3 separate regions of the Homo sapiens genome follow, and all the other regions are linked to region 2. Evidence: chromatin contacts called from ENCODE Hi-C or POLR2A ChIA-PET data. All regions are on one chromosome and are shown on one strand. The core of a region is the stretch at or near the end of the contact, and the rest is flanking DNA. Distances in the headings are between cores, read along the strand shown. Region 1 overlaps RAD51B (RAD51 paralog B). Region 2 overlaps RAD51B-AS1 (RAD51B antisense RNA 1). Region 3 overlaps RAD51B (RAD51 paralog B).

Region 1 (5,004 bases), core at 1,878-4,377, 400 kb after region 2:
CACAACACACTTTCAAGGTGCTATAATATTCATTTTATAGATGAGAAAAATGAGTCTCAGAGAGGTTAAATCACTTTCTAAAGACACACAGCTGGTAAGCAGCAAAGCTGGGATTCAAACCCAGGCTTGTTTTACTCCAAAGCCCAAGCTTTTCATCACTACACTACAGTATCTGTCTTTTCACTAGGATGTCAGTGCATTCATTTAATAAATATTTATCAAAGCCTTACTATGCACCAAGCACTGCTGTAGGCACTTGGGATACAATGTGAATAAAACAGATAGAAATCCTTCCCTGTAGTTTACATTCTAGTGGTGGGAGGCAGACAATAAACGTAATAAATGACAAATGATACAGTATGTTAGAAAGTGATCATTACTATGGGAAACAAACTAGGGTAAGGGAGATTTAGCTTAAGGTGTGGGAATAGGTTGCAATTTTAAACAAAATGGGCGACAGAGGCTTCATGGGAAAAAGAAATATGAACATAGAGTTAATGAAGCAGAGGACAGTACACATATGAATATTCAGTCAATTCTATAACTCTTCAACAGAAATCTGTAAAGAGAAATCCTTTAACATCTTATCTCATGTACAAATATCAAGGAAGCAGAAAAGTTAAAAAGCCAAGGGCCTGGGCTTTATCCCCTAACTTGCAAAAATGCATACTGCAAGGAGATAAAAAAAAATACACACATAGCTCATCTGCCATAAAAGATGGAAATGGTAAGGTTGGTAGCTGTATCTAGGCAAAGAAAAAAAAGAGACAGAGAGAGAGCTAAATATTTTACCTATCAAGAATTAGCTCCCAAAGTCAGTGGCGTTTCCCAGGCAATCTGGGTGATGTCTTCATCAAGCTCTCAGTCTACAGATGTTAACATTATAAAACTATTCCCATAAAATTACACTGCATAACAGCCGAAGACTGGCTGAACCCCTGTGACCCAAATGTGCTATCTCCAGAAAAACCAACAAGGCAAGCTATATTACACTTTCCATGAGTACACAAAGCCTAGACTATTCTGAGTAAAAGTTCATTACTTGGAGAGTTCAGCCTAAGACTGTGGGAAATTACAGAAATAATCTCTTCATCCAAATAAAAAAAGAACTCCTCTATTAGGAAAGATCCTGAAAATGTATCCCTCTATTCCAGACTCTCTAATAAGGAAAAATTAAGGCTAGACACTGAATTTTGGTGCTTTGCCTCCTCTATGAATGGCCTTCAGTGAACCATCTGCTCCTTACAGGTCACAAACAAATTTTATTGGCCATATCTGAGGATATAGCAACATATATTCTACAGGGCTTCTCCTGTTTTGGGCTGGATCGCAGGGCATGTAACAAACTAAAGGAATTGAAGAAGCAGAACTGCCTAGTGAGACTAATGGAAGTTAAGGTTGCAAAGTTATCGCAAAGTTATTCTTAGGGTTAGTATTAGTAAAGTATTACATGACTACCTGAAATGTATTTCTATTTTTGATTTCCTTGTTGACCCTTTGGAAAAAGAGGGTGGTTCTATAGTAGCTGTTTCCAATTGGCAGTTGTGCATGACCAGAAGCTTCAGATCAAGTGAGTCAACCAGGACCTCAATCCAAGGCCTGTGTTCCACTACTGGACAACAGCCCTTTTCATGGTACAGATTCCGCAAAAGAGAGACAAAGGAAGAGAGGGAAGCAAAAGCCAGGAGAGAGGTAAATAACTTCCAATTCAATCCCTCATTGAGTCCACATGTGTTTACTGAGCAACCGCTGGGGAACAGGCGTTGTTCCAGCTTCTGGGTAACAACAGAGAACCAGACTAAGACAACCTCTTTCTGCCCTTGTAGAGTGAGACCCCCTAGTCAGGGTCCAACAGTAAACAAGAAAACCAGGAAATGAGCAGGCAATTTCAGATATGATGAGTGATGTGAGGAAATAAAATATCGGGTGTAGATACTGATAGGACAGTCAGGGGAGTCCTGTCTGAGACAGGACATTCAGGCTGAGATCTGAGTGACGATCCTGCGGTAGCACAGGGTTCAGGGCAGGGTCCCAGGCAGGGGAGATGTGTAGAAAGGTCCTAAAGAGAAAGATGCTTACGATGCCCTGGGAACCCAGAGTAGATCAGCATGGCTGGAATTACTGCAAGAGGTGGTCAGAGCAGTGGGCAGGGCTGAGTCAGGCAGTGCCTTGGAGGCTGGCACCCAGCCTTGGGTTTGGTTGCAAGAGTGTGGGAGACCACTGGTGGCTCTGAAGCAGGAGACTGACATGATCTGGTTTATGTTTTAAAATGTGCTGATTGTGAGGAGTCAAACACCAACATTTAATCCTCCCATGAAGGCACAGCTTTTGTGTTCTTTGTAACACGCTTAAAATATTCATGAGTGCTCAATTCCTCTTGGCTGGGGGGAAAAAAGAAATTATATACCAAAGCTCTTCTTCTTCAGGCCACTGAGTGTTGGGAGAAGCAGAGAGACAGAAACACTGGGCCCCAAAGACATGCTGGCAGGGGGGCCCATCTTCTCAGGGTGGCCAAGGGTGGCGCCTGAGGGGAGAAGGTGTCTGATCACACTGTGGCTGCTATAGTTGAATCTGAACAGTAGCAGTGGCACCAAAGCAGAATATTTCTGGTTGGAAACACTTTCAAATGGAATTCCAGTTCATCTAAGGCAGGATGTGGTCTCATTCTATCAGTCAGTAAGTACTTATTACATCTCTACTAAATGCAGTCTAGGAACAAACAAAGATGAAAAAGTGAATGCTGTGTAAATTAAAGATGCTCTGTGCCTTTGAGGATTTGAAAGTCTCATGGAGAAGATAAGACAAAAGAGGGAAAATATCCACAGTGGTATACACAGCTATCTTCACATATATGTAGATATTTAGAGATAGAGCTAAAACCCAGATCTTTTGATTCCTAGTTCATCACTATCTCAGGTGAACAAATCCACAAAGCCCATAGTTTATGATTCTAATTGTGATGAGATGTGAACAGACATTTTGCCAGGAATCCGTAACTCCCACTATTACCCCCTATAAGACAAAGGTCATCCACAAACAGCCACTTGGCAGAATCCACTTCAGCAAACTCAATCTCTTCCAACCCACCACCAGTTTCACTTCCCTGTGGGGAAGATACAAAATGTACATGGGAGGAAGTGAGAGTGACGTGCTGGTGATCAGTTGTCTTTTCTGAAAAAGTGCAATCTACACAATGATATGTATGTATACACAGAGGCAAATGGCTGCATGATGTGTATGTATGTGTGTATGTGCACACATACATGCATTTTAATAGCTCATTCAAGAAAAATAAGCAGGACCTGGATATGTTAGGTGTCTGAAGTGATAGTTCCCAGAATGGTAGGACAAAATTGACCTGGCTTCTCTAGCCAGCAGGAAATGCAATTCTCTTCCTGCTGCTCAAGGAGAAATGTTAGAACTCCATCAGAGGCTTTATGTTAGTCTCTCCTAGCCACTCTATTCCTAATAAAAATGGCATTTAGGTCACTTACTTAAAACAACAGTGATTTATAACTGCAGCTGAGAACTGCATGGAAGTCTGCAGCACATTATTTGACATCTGAAAAGTTTGGTTTTATCTGTGTAAAATGAGAACCATAAAACTGACAATCCCAGAATCAGGACAGGGAAGCTTCAGCATGAAATAAATTGTTTAATTATGACAGAGCATGGTGAAAACAGCAGCCACTAACATTTTTATATGATATTCATACACAAAGTGATACGATTAATCTGATGTTAACTCAGATATATCAGCCCAATAGATTATAATCCTCTATTGTGAGCTAGAGAGACATAAAATGAAGTTATGGGCCCATAAGCAAAATATTTTTAAAATAAATTCCCTTATGGGTTTGAGGACCCTCCTTCAAGGGTCTCTATACATACTATGGGAGTTCTGGCATAATCCCTCTACAAAGTGGCCCATATCTAGAAGTACTGGTCTTTTTATTAATATTAGTGTTTGCCAAATAACCAATCAAACCTTACACACAAATTCTTTCATTTGAAAGAATTCTAGAAGACTAATTCTTTCATTTGACTCTCCCAGTGGTAAACATGTTCTCTTTGACATCATCTCTTTGATGTTAAATGAAATGACATTAAAGTAAGTTTCTAGATTTGCATAAAGGAATTTTTTTCATATAATACCATATGTATTTGTCTTACCCCAGTTGTGCAAATTGAGGTATGTTTTTAATATCTGCGGTTGTCACGGTTTTCCTATTATTAGGGCTACTCTGGGGATTTGAATCAGCTGGATTGTTCACCTTCAGAGCTCAAAACCAAAAGAGCAAGAATTTCCAAAGAGCAAAAAAGTATCGTCTTTGCGGAAAGCACAATACTCTTCCCCTTTTCGAGTTGCTTTTTACCTATCTGAAGAACACCAGGCCATCAGAGGCAATGCACTGGGTTAGACTTACAAGTCAACTTTTCAGGAGAAACAGCACCTAGAGAGAGCTCGAGGTTTGGTCTCCGACTTTAGAGCTGATTCAGAATTCTGATTCTGTTTTCCTAGAAGATGAGCCCCACATCTCTGTAACTTTTTGCGTAATGTATAGAACTACATAAATAATTGGTGTGCTGATATTTGTGATAAAACAATAATGTTTATATATTTTTACAGCACTTTACAAAGTGTTTTCATATTTATTACACATTTGAGGCACAGCCTTGTAAGGTTGGTACTACTATCATCCCTATTTTATAGAGATATCAGAGTCACCAGGAATACATGTAATTTGTCAAAAGACACTCAGCTCTTAAGTAGTAGAGTCAGAATTTGATCTCATAGTCTGTCCTCTATTGATTTGTACCTCATTCCCTCTGATAACTTTGCTTAGATCAAAAAGCCATCGCCCTTCCAGGGAAATGTTGGGGCTTAGAACAGGATACCCCCAAATATGGCACCCTGGCATACCAAGCATTTTAAGCTAAAGGACATTGGAAAACCACAGAAACAGGAAGGTCACTCTCTGACCTTCTCTTGCCTTTCCCTCT
Region 2 (4,597 bases), core at 856-3,355:
CCTGACACCAGCTCTAATACCAGTGTCTTCCCTCCAGAGCCTGATTATAGACACAGTTTGGGATGGGTTGGGGGAAGTATATTTCTGATAAAGTGATGTTTCCACTTCACACATATGACTAATAGGGAACTTGGCCAGGAATAACTTTTTATACAGTTTTGGAAACCCTGGCCTAAACCATAAATCATAAGATGAAGCTCGATCCTTGTCTTTTAACTTAAAACTCAATATCCTGCCTGAAGGGCAGAGCAACAGAGGAGCCTGAGATAGAGTACCCAATGGCGTCATCCCACTGGGATAGCCCCCAGGCCTGTGACGAGGTCACCTTCCCATGGCATTGCCCTCCGGGGCCAGGCAGAAAGCCTGAGCTTGGCCCCTCACTCCATTCTCCTTGCTGTCTTGCCAACAAAAGCCTTAAAAGTCATGGAAACATCTCTGGTTTTCTAAGTCAAGAGATTCCAACAACAGAGGTCAAAGAGTCACATGGGAGTATGTGAAAGGGCAGATATATCTGGGCAGGAAGATGCTTACCCTTGGTGCATTATGTGAGTAGGGGAAGAAAGGGGCTGAAAGGACAGAAGGAACATGGCAGGGCTTAGGGCTCTCAGGAGAGAGAAATAGGAGTGGGGCACATTGGCAGAAGAGGCTGAGAAGAGGAGTTTCTCTCCCTGGTTGAGAATCCAGGGCATTTTTGTCATGGATTTCCATTAGGAGTCACATCCAGAAAACTGCCAAGCTTCTGACCCAGGAGATAGAGGATAAGAGGGCACAAGATGGCCCAGAGGATGAGTGGACACATTGATAGTTGAGTGGTAAAGGCTCAGGAGTAAGGATTGGGGTTGGAGCAGCAAATAAGCACATATGAACCCAATGTGATCAAATGCTAGCATGACAGAGTAGGTGGGAGATTCACTGGCAGCAAATAGGTATCCCGGGGTGAGGAAAGAGGGAATTGTGCTCTCTTTTCCAGCAGGGAGAGCTGTATTCCTCCATCTTGGCAGAAATTCCAGCTTTCACAGGGCCCAGATCTTTGGGGAAACTTGTTTTGCCCTATATCAGCTAAAAATAGTCGGGTGAAATGCGACTGACCAGAGAACCTTTAACCTCTTTCAGATTTAGCTTTTGGACAAAGTTAAGAGACTCTCTTCTGAGCTTATTTTGGTAAGAATATCATTGTGGGCGGGGGTGGATGTGGTGGGGAGAAGCTCTGTAAGGGCAGAGGTTAAAAGGTGCCACATTTTCTTAGTTTGAATCAGTAGGAATCATCCTTGGTGGTTGGGGGACTCTAAGATTATGTAGAAAAGAGATAGGGGAAAGGTGTCAGAAAGAATGTAACTACAGCCTCCTAGAGTAGTCTTTGCTAAAAAATTATGTTGACAATAAGTGATAGAATTGACTGCCTCTCTAGCTAATAAAATAACAGCAACAACAATGCTTATTTTTTCTTACTCCTGTTTGGGCAGGATTTGGGCAGATTACCTGAGGTCCAAATTCCCTGGTGGACATAAACAGGAAAACCTTGAAGCTTATTGCTAGCGTATTCTAGCACCAAAGCAATACCCTCAATGGTTAGAGTCTGTCTTAATAATAATCAGAATAACACATTTATCAAGTGCTTATAATGCACCTGATGCTAAATTTAATGTTTCACAAATATAATCACATAAAATCCTGACAAAGAATTTGTGAGAGGGGACTACTGCTCCCATTTTACAGAAGAGAAAGCAGAGGCTCAGAGAAGTTCAGTAACTATAGCTGGAAAGCGGTGGAAATCAAGTTCAATCCTGGTTAGTTAGACCACAAATTCCGTGCCTTTAACTCTTATGCTATTCTCACCAACACCTACACTCCCTCCCACGTCTAGCACTGTTAGGCCTAAGTCTTTAGGCAATGACTCAAAATATGAGTGTATTGGTCAGCGTTCTGGCAGGAGACAGACGGCACACTCAAATGGGGTAATTGAGCAGAATTTAGAAATGTCACTACTTACAAGTTATGCGTAAAGCTAAAGGAAGCTAACAAGGAAAGATGAAGCCCTCCAGGGCTAGCAGCGGGGGGAGCCTGAAGGGTAAAGGGGGCGAAGTGAAAGAGAAAGTATCTGGAGGAGAGAGCCATTCATCAGGGGCTATGGCCTTAGATACAGGGGCAGTGGAGAGACACAGCCAAGCAAGGGCCCATTACAGTAGAACCAGGAGGATAAATAAATATCTTGACCTTGTCCCACCCATCTCTCTCTCTCTCTCTCTCTCTCTTTGTTTTTGAGATGGAGTCTCACTCTGTCACCCAGGCTGGAGCACAGTGGCTAGATCTCAACTCACTGCAACCTCAACCCTGCTGGTTTCAAGCAACTCTCCTGCCTCAGCCTCCTGAGTAGCTGGGATTATAGGTGCGCACCACCACGCCTAGCTAATTTTTTGTATTTTTAGTAGAGATAGAATTTCACCATGTTGGCCAGGCTGGTCTCAAACTCCGGACCTCAGGTGATCCACCCACCTTGGCTTCCCACAGTGCTGGGATTACAGGGGTGACCCACCACGCCTGGCCCCACCCTCCTGTCTCTTGCTGGTGCCTCCCACTGGCAGAACCCAACTGAAGCCAGAGGGCAAGGGTGCCCAGTAATGCGGTCCACAAGGTCAGCTTCCTGGGGTACAGAGCAGTGGGGAGGAGGATGGGGTGGCTGTGGAGGGGCAAATGGAGATGCCCAGCATAATGAATTAACACGTACAGCTGTCTGAAGGCTTCTGCTTTGAACTCAGGGTTAATTTCTCTCATCTACAAGGAAAGGGATGGCTTATGAAGGCTTAGGAAAGAAAGTGATGATCGTTAGGAATCAGCATGGATTTACCAAGAAAAAAGATGACTACTCACTGTACTTTTTTGGAGGGAGGAGACAGGATTCCTAAGTTGGTAGCACATGGCATTGTGGTAGGCAGCAGAGCAGACAGCTCATGGCTCTCTTGAGAACAAGGAGGGCTGGAGACAGTGTCACTGGGACAGCTGGGGATGTGCTGAGTGGCCCTAAAGCTGCTAACAAACAGATGGATGTCAGCCTGCTGGGTGGTTCCATCCGTGTCCCAGAATCTCCCATGACCGTTCTGTTTCAACAGTTCTATTAGAGACTAGGAAGAACTTTCAGAGGCAGCTGACATCTTGGATAACAGAATTAGAATCTCCTAAGATCCCAAAACAGTTTGGATTCATGGTGGCTGAATGTAACAAGATGAAATATAATAGGATTAATGTACATCTGGAACCTTGGGGCTAAACAAATGGAATTTTATACATGCCCGGGATGGGGCAGGTGTGAAAGACTCAGGGGTGTGTGTTGACTGTAAAGTCGACGTGAATCAACCTGAACAGTTACCAAGAAAATTGGTGTCATCTTAGGTGACATTAACTGAAGAAGAGTGTTGAAGATGAGGGAGGTATTTCTCCTGCTGGCCTCTTTACTGGTCTGTCCCACTTGGAATGCCACTGCACTGCTTTTAAAGGAGAAGCAAAATGCAATGGATCGCATTTGCTGACAGCCATGGGGATGGGGGAGGGGACTGAGAGTGTGTCACACGAGAATGTGTGAAGGAAAAGCAGAAGAGATAAATAAGAGAGCTGGCAAATAAAAGAGAGGTTCTCAAGTGTCTGGAAGGTAGTCATGTTGAAGAGCCTTGTTGGTGGAGGACAGAAAGAGAGTACAAAGACCACTGGGTGATGGCTAACTGGGCCAGCCTAGAGCACAACCTGCTGGCAGTCAGAGTGGGACGTGAGGTGGTGAGTTGGCTTCCCTTAGAGATGTTCGCACCCAGGGCTGTTGGAGAAGAGACCTCTACCGGGCATGAAAAGGAGGGCGTGTTGTCTCAAAGGATCTCTGTTGAATTCCAATGCCTGGCCACATGAATATGTTTGCATGCCACGCCCCCTTCATGCTAACACTTCCTTGGGCATACCAACCCATGATGGAGTGCATCCGCTCATAGTTTTCAAACTTTGGAGCATCCAGCATTCTCCTTTAAGTGACCTTTGGGAATCTATGGAGATGCAGATTTCCCCAGCATCACAGAAGGAACCAGGGCTTTGGGGTCTGGCAGATCTGGGATTGAATTTCCCCCGGGCCACTTCTGGCTGTAAGATCTCAAACAAGTCACATTTGGCATCATCAACCCCTGGTGCAGACCCCTGGCAGGCACCAGGGATTCCAGCGCGTGCAGCAACAGCAACAGACATGGTTCCTGCCCTCAGGAGGCTTACTGCTCTGGTCTGTCTCCTGTTCTGTAAAGCGGGAATAATTTCTCCTGTTCTGCAGTGTGTTTGTGGAATATGTGGGAATCTCAGAGTTGGTTCCCTTTCCGTTCCTTTCCTTGCAAGGAGCACAAAACTATAGTCATTCACGGGAAACCACGGATACTCAGAAACCCTCAAGGGCCCTTGTGTGAAATCTGTCCCCCTCTTTCCTTTCAAAAAGGTTGCTGACATCAGGCCTGCCTGTCACTGCTTCCTAAATGGCTGGCCTTCCTCTGTGGCTGCAGCTCCGCTCAAGCCACCCATTCACTGACTTTCCCCTGAAGGCTCTAGGGGACTTTCCCCTGGAGACACTATACGCGAT
Region 3 (4,414 bases), core at 5-2,504, 360 kb after region 2:
TCTCACTGACAGAAAAGAAGGCATATTGGATAAGCAAATATAATGGAAGAATTCTGATGTGCAAAATGTCCTAATAAAGGGTCCTTCAGGGCAAAAAATACTCAAGTTGGGAGTTATGTAATTCTATCCTTGATATTATTTAGAAAACAACAGGAGAAAATACCATCCACCGTACATTCCTCGAGAACCTCCAATCAAAGGCTCTAGCATGTTTCCTGGCTTCAGACTGGCTATAAATAAATTTAATAAGGACGAAAAAAAAATCACTGCATCATTTACAGTTCTCTCTCAACTCCAGCTGACAAAAATCCAGTCCAGATGTTTGTGTTGCAAGAACAACAGTAAGAGGGTGAGCCTCAATCGTGAATATGAAAGCCCAGAGAGGGTGAGTTTGAAGAGAAAGGGAGAGCTAGGTTGGCAAGGAGGGTGTGAACAAACTTGATTTGATACTAGCTTACAGAAACACAGTAATTAATTTATTTTGTGTATAAGAAATCCAGTTTATTAGCCTTTCCTCTGCCTCATCTCCCTTTTCAAAGCCACTGGAGTTTGGCTGGTGAAGCTTGAAATGGTTGTTCCATAACCTTTGCTTTTAAATTAAACAAATGACTTCAGATTTTGGAGCAGTTGTTGACTCAGGGGAAAGCATGCCATTAAAAGTGTGCCAGAGACAGATTTAATTGGTGCAAGTCCCAAAAACTGCTTGAAGTACAGGCTTCCCACATATAGATTTCAGGGAAATTACTCAAAGGCCGCACAGCTTTGTCAGAATTTGAGATGTGAAACAAGGCAGCTGAAAGACTCCATATCAAAAGGGTAAATTCAATTCAGGAGATATTAATCTGATTACCTAAGTAAGGCTGTGAATCGGATATGCTCCATTGTGTGCTCTCGTTCAACCTGGACAGCTGGAGGAGCCAATAGCTTCCTTTTCTCTGACATATAATTAAGTTTTAAGAGATGATCAGGTTACGGATACAAAGTTTTAAGAAATATATCATTCAGGAGTGGCATTTACAGTGCTCGCCTGTTGCAAGAGACATTGTTCACTTTATTTCCTTGAGCCACACTGGAGAGTGTGTGGATCAGGGCCTAGGGGCTTGGTGTTTGTGTTTCAGGCTACAATAAACGCCCTCTGTGCACCTGCCTGGAGGAAAAACCAGTCCAGCCGCCTCCCAAGACAAAAGCGCCCTGTATTAAGTGCTGAAAACCCAGACATGAACTGACCCTGTCAAATTCCAGATAGGGAAAAAAAAAAAAAATCAATATTTTCATCCAATCCAAGAGGAGCTGTCATGTAGGTTTCTGGATTTCCTTTCTCATCTGCACTAAGTCTGAGCAACAATGACCTGTCAACAGAAGTCATCTCCTTTCTCCTGAGTCTCCTCGTCTTTCTAGATTCCTTCCCTGATGGCACAACCCATTGCCTGGCATGCCATAATCTGCCCTCCAGAGGTCAACGCATTCTCCCACTCTTTCTCTACCAGGTCTTTCCCACTGGAATCTCACTTCGGCCATGCAAGTTCATCTTCTGAAAGAGAACATTACTAACTCATGTGTTTTCAACGAGTTTTCCAATACACACTTGTCACAAACTCTAGGTACATTTAGAATTGCAAGAATGTTTATTAGGCCAGAGGATCAAGGTTATATTTCTTCCATGCTCACTGTGGTTTCCAATGCAAATTGGTCAAAAGATATACTGGGTCACACATACCAATTTCAGATGACTTCCTCTGAGAGAGCTGTTCAGCTTGGGCTTGTTCTAATTCATGTCTAGAATTAATCATGCTTGTCTCAGCTGACCTGCACATTCTCATGGAGAAAAAAAATGATTTCTTACAAATATGAAACCCAGCTAGGTGAAGTTTCATTTGTGAATTTCACCAGAGGCATGGGCAACTTTAACCTAAGTCATGGGTAAATAAACTGAAAAGGACAAGGTGATTACCTGAACTTGAAAGTGCAAGTTGGTTACAGGACCAGAAAGTACTTGTGAATTGCAATCTCCTACTCCTCTAAGCCAACCCAAAATGGAGAGAGAAATTAATTAAATCATGATTTTGATAATTATTTAAAACTGCCATAGACAGTAAAGCTTTGGCTACAAACGTTTGTTAATATATTTGATGATGAATAACTAAACTTTCAAGGTTAACAGTTTTCTCAAGGTTCTTCAATAGCTCCTCCAAACTCTAGCCCAGAGGGGAGGGACGGATGTGGGAACCAAGATGATCAGCACAAGAAAGCCAGTTCCCCAACACGGCCCTTCCACTAGGATGTGCTCGATTGTTTGTGTCTGAAGAGAGGAGAGGAACCAAGCAGCATTTTACTTCATTTGGTGCTCATTAAACAGCTGGCCGAGAAAAACAGTCATCCACCACAGGTACTAAGCTACTTCAACCTATACCATGCTATGATGGCCAGCCTGGCAAGTTCTCAGTGGAACAGGGGACTGGTTAATAGCCTGCCACCTTGTAAGTGGGTCTAACTCAATGATGGAGGTGGTCTGCTGGCTGATATCCAGGCACTGCAGACACAGTGAGTCAGGACAGACCAACCAAGGGGCCCATCTTAGTTCTGCCCTGACATCCTAAGGCAGTGGTCCAAGCCTCCATCACAAAGATCATGATGATCTCTCCTTTCTGTGAATGCCTCTGATATTAAAAATCTGCTTCTCTCATCCTGGCAATTCATTAGATGCTGTACTACAGTGTGACTTCAACTGTTTCATGTCTGTGGGCCTCACGTTCTGGATTTTCCTTCTTTTTGTAACTTTTCTTGTCTTATGCACTGTAGTGCAATACATATAGCCAGTTTAGATGTAAAGTTTAGCTTCATTACAGTATGCAGGAATTCTAGGGTTCCAACCAGATAAAACTGAAAAACACTAGAATTAGCCTTTATGTTTGAGAGGGGAGAGGCCAAGCCTGATACCGTTCTTATGGCCTCCTGAAAATTCAGCAAGCATTTCACATTATAGATGCTTCATACTTAACGTGTAAATGAATGAACAATTGAATGAATGGACCCAGTGCTCAAATTTTGGTTTCAGTCTCACTCTACTTGGGACAGTAAAGAGTTCTGCAGTAAAAACAAGGAAGGGAGAAATTTGAACTATACCAAGTGGTGGGAATACATCACAATGACTCAACGGGATGTAGGGAAAAAATACTAGAACCCACTTCATATTTTAAAAATTCTATTTCTGGTGTGTTTTATATAACTTTATATAGTAGCACTATAGTTTTTGGCAGCAATTTTCCATACTTTGGGGCAATATGCTAAAAAATGATGGGTTATAGATTCAAAAGATTGCTGCTCTAGATATCCAATATAATAACAGTGACAAAAGAAATGTGACAAAATGCTCATAGATGGGTTGGTCCAGCCTTCTTCAAGAGGTGAACAGAGAAGCCTGTCTGAGGCTTGAACATACCAATTTGCTCACCGAAGACAGAATGTGACAGAAGAAGCAAACTGAAAGGCCTGCCAGCTTCACCTAATGCAAGCTCTTATGTGTATAGCTGAGGGAATTGAGGTCCAGGGAAGTTAAGTGCCTTGCTCAAAATAGTACAGATGGTTTGTGGCAAAGCTGGTCCTTGAATACAAGTCTCCCAATTCTAAATGCAGTGCTTCAGCTTCTGTTAAAACACACTGCTTTTCTACTGACTATCAGCATAGAGATTTCAGGGCACACATAAAGAAACAGCTGCACTTATAGTGATGCATGGAAACCTCTCAAATCTAACAATGACAGAAATATGTGATCATAAGCTCTAGCTGAGGTAGTTGTATGATCATCTTGAAGAGCTGAGTATGGTATACTGGTCAAGAGCACAGACTCTAGAGCAAGACTCTAGGTTTGAATGCCAACTAATTACTAGTTATGCGATCATCAGCAAGTTATGGAAATACTTCGTACTTCAGTTTCTTTGTTTCTAAATTGAGGGTGATAATTGAACCCCACTAAGTTGTTGCATTTTTATGTGCTTAGTATAGTGCCTGACGCATAATAGGCACTCAATATTATTATTGCAATCATTAGCAAAAGGAACATAACACTTGTATTAATTTCCATAGTGCCTTTTTTTTTTTTTGAGACAGAGTCTTGCTCTCTCGCCCAGGCTGGAGTGCAGTGGCGCCATCTCTGCTCACTGCAACCTCCGCCTCACAGGCTCAAGTGATTCTTGTGCCTCAGCCTCCTGGGTAGCTGGGATTACAGGCATGCACCATCACATCCAGCTAATTTTTGTATTTTTCATAGAGATGGTGTTTCGCCATGTTGTCCAGGCTGGTCTTGAACTCCTGGCCTCAAGTGATCTGCCCACCTCAGCCTCCCAAAGTGCTGGGATTATAGGTATGAGCCACCACACAGAGCCCTCATAGTTCCATTTAGTACTTTAAGTCATTT

The links. Hi-C counts contacts between places; a loop is a spot of excess contacts on that map. ChIA-PET counts read pairs that join two places held with the same protein, here RNA polymerase II (POLR2A). Pooled maps may share reads with other maps.
Region 1: a map with no recorded cell type shows a loop between it and region 2 (11-fold over the local background). The contact joins two enhancer-like sites. A Hi-C loop is called at or near these places in 4 of 168 maps with a recorded cell type or tissue (aorta, esophagus muscularis mucosa, heart right ventricle and 1 more), 7 of 37 single-sample maps with no recorded cell type and 5 of 50 pooled maps. POLR2A ChIA-PET finds 5 or more read pairs at or near these places in 4 of 52 experiments (GM12878, PC-9, activated B cell and 1 more).
Region 3: a loop to region 2 is called in a pooled map, with 3 times the contacts of the local background. The contact joins two enhancer-like sites. A Hi-C loop is called at or near these places in 1 of 168 maps with a recorded cell type or tissue (Calu3) and 3 of 50 pooled maps. POLR2A ChIA-PET finds 5 or more read pairs at or near these places in 2 of 52 experiments (IMR-90 and activated CD4-positive, alpha-beta T cell).

What each region holds. Positions count from the first base shown.
Region 1 is chr14:68,266,499-68,271,502 of GRCh38, reverse strand. The region is part of intron 7 of RAD51B (RAD51 paralog B); the gene reads right to left. Among named protein-coding and RNA genes, the nearest start is that of RAD51B-AS1, 420 kb to the left of the region's middle. RefSeq lists enhancers at 2,453-2,632, 2,783-2,932, 3,283-3,402. Within about 2 kb of position 3,127, at least 9 of the 41 ENCODE cell types and tissues checked have a DNase peak (open chromatin) inside an H3K27ac peak, as active enhancers do; they include GM12878, where a contact is called at or near this core.
Region 2 is chr14:68,660,966-68,665,562 of GRCh38, reverse strand. The region is part of intron 2 of RAD51B-AS1 (RAD51B antisense RNA 1); the gene reads left to right. It also overlaps a transcript of RAD51B not described here. Among named protein-coding and RNA genes, the nearest start is that of RAD51B-AS1, 22 kb to the left of the region's middle. RefSeq lists an enhancer at 1,992-2,181. Within about 2 kb of position 2,105, at least 7 of the 41 ENCODE cell types and tissues checked have a DNase peak (open chromatin) inside an H3K27ac peak, as active enhancers do; they include GM12878, where a contact is called at or near this core.
Region 3 is chr14:68,303,856-68,308,269 of GRCh38, reverse strand. All of the region lies in intron 8 of RAD51B (RAD51 paralog B), which reads right to left. Among named protein-coding and RNA genes, the nearest start is that of RAD51B-AS1, 380 kb to the left of the region's middle. RefSeq lists an enhancer at 1,729-1,868. Within about 2 kb of position 1,254, at least 14 of the 41 ENCODE cell types and tissues checked have a DNase peak (open chromatin) inside an H3K27ac peak, as active enhancers do.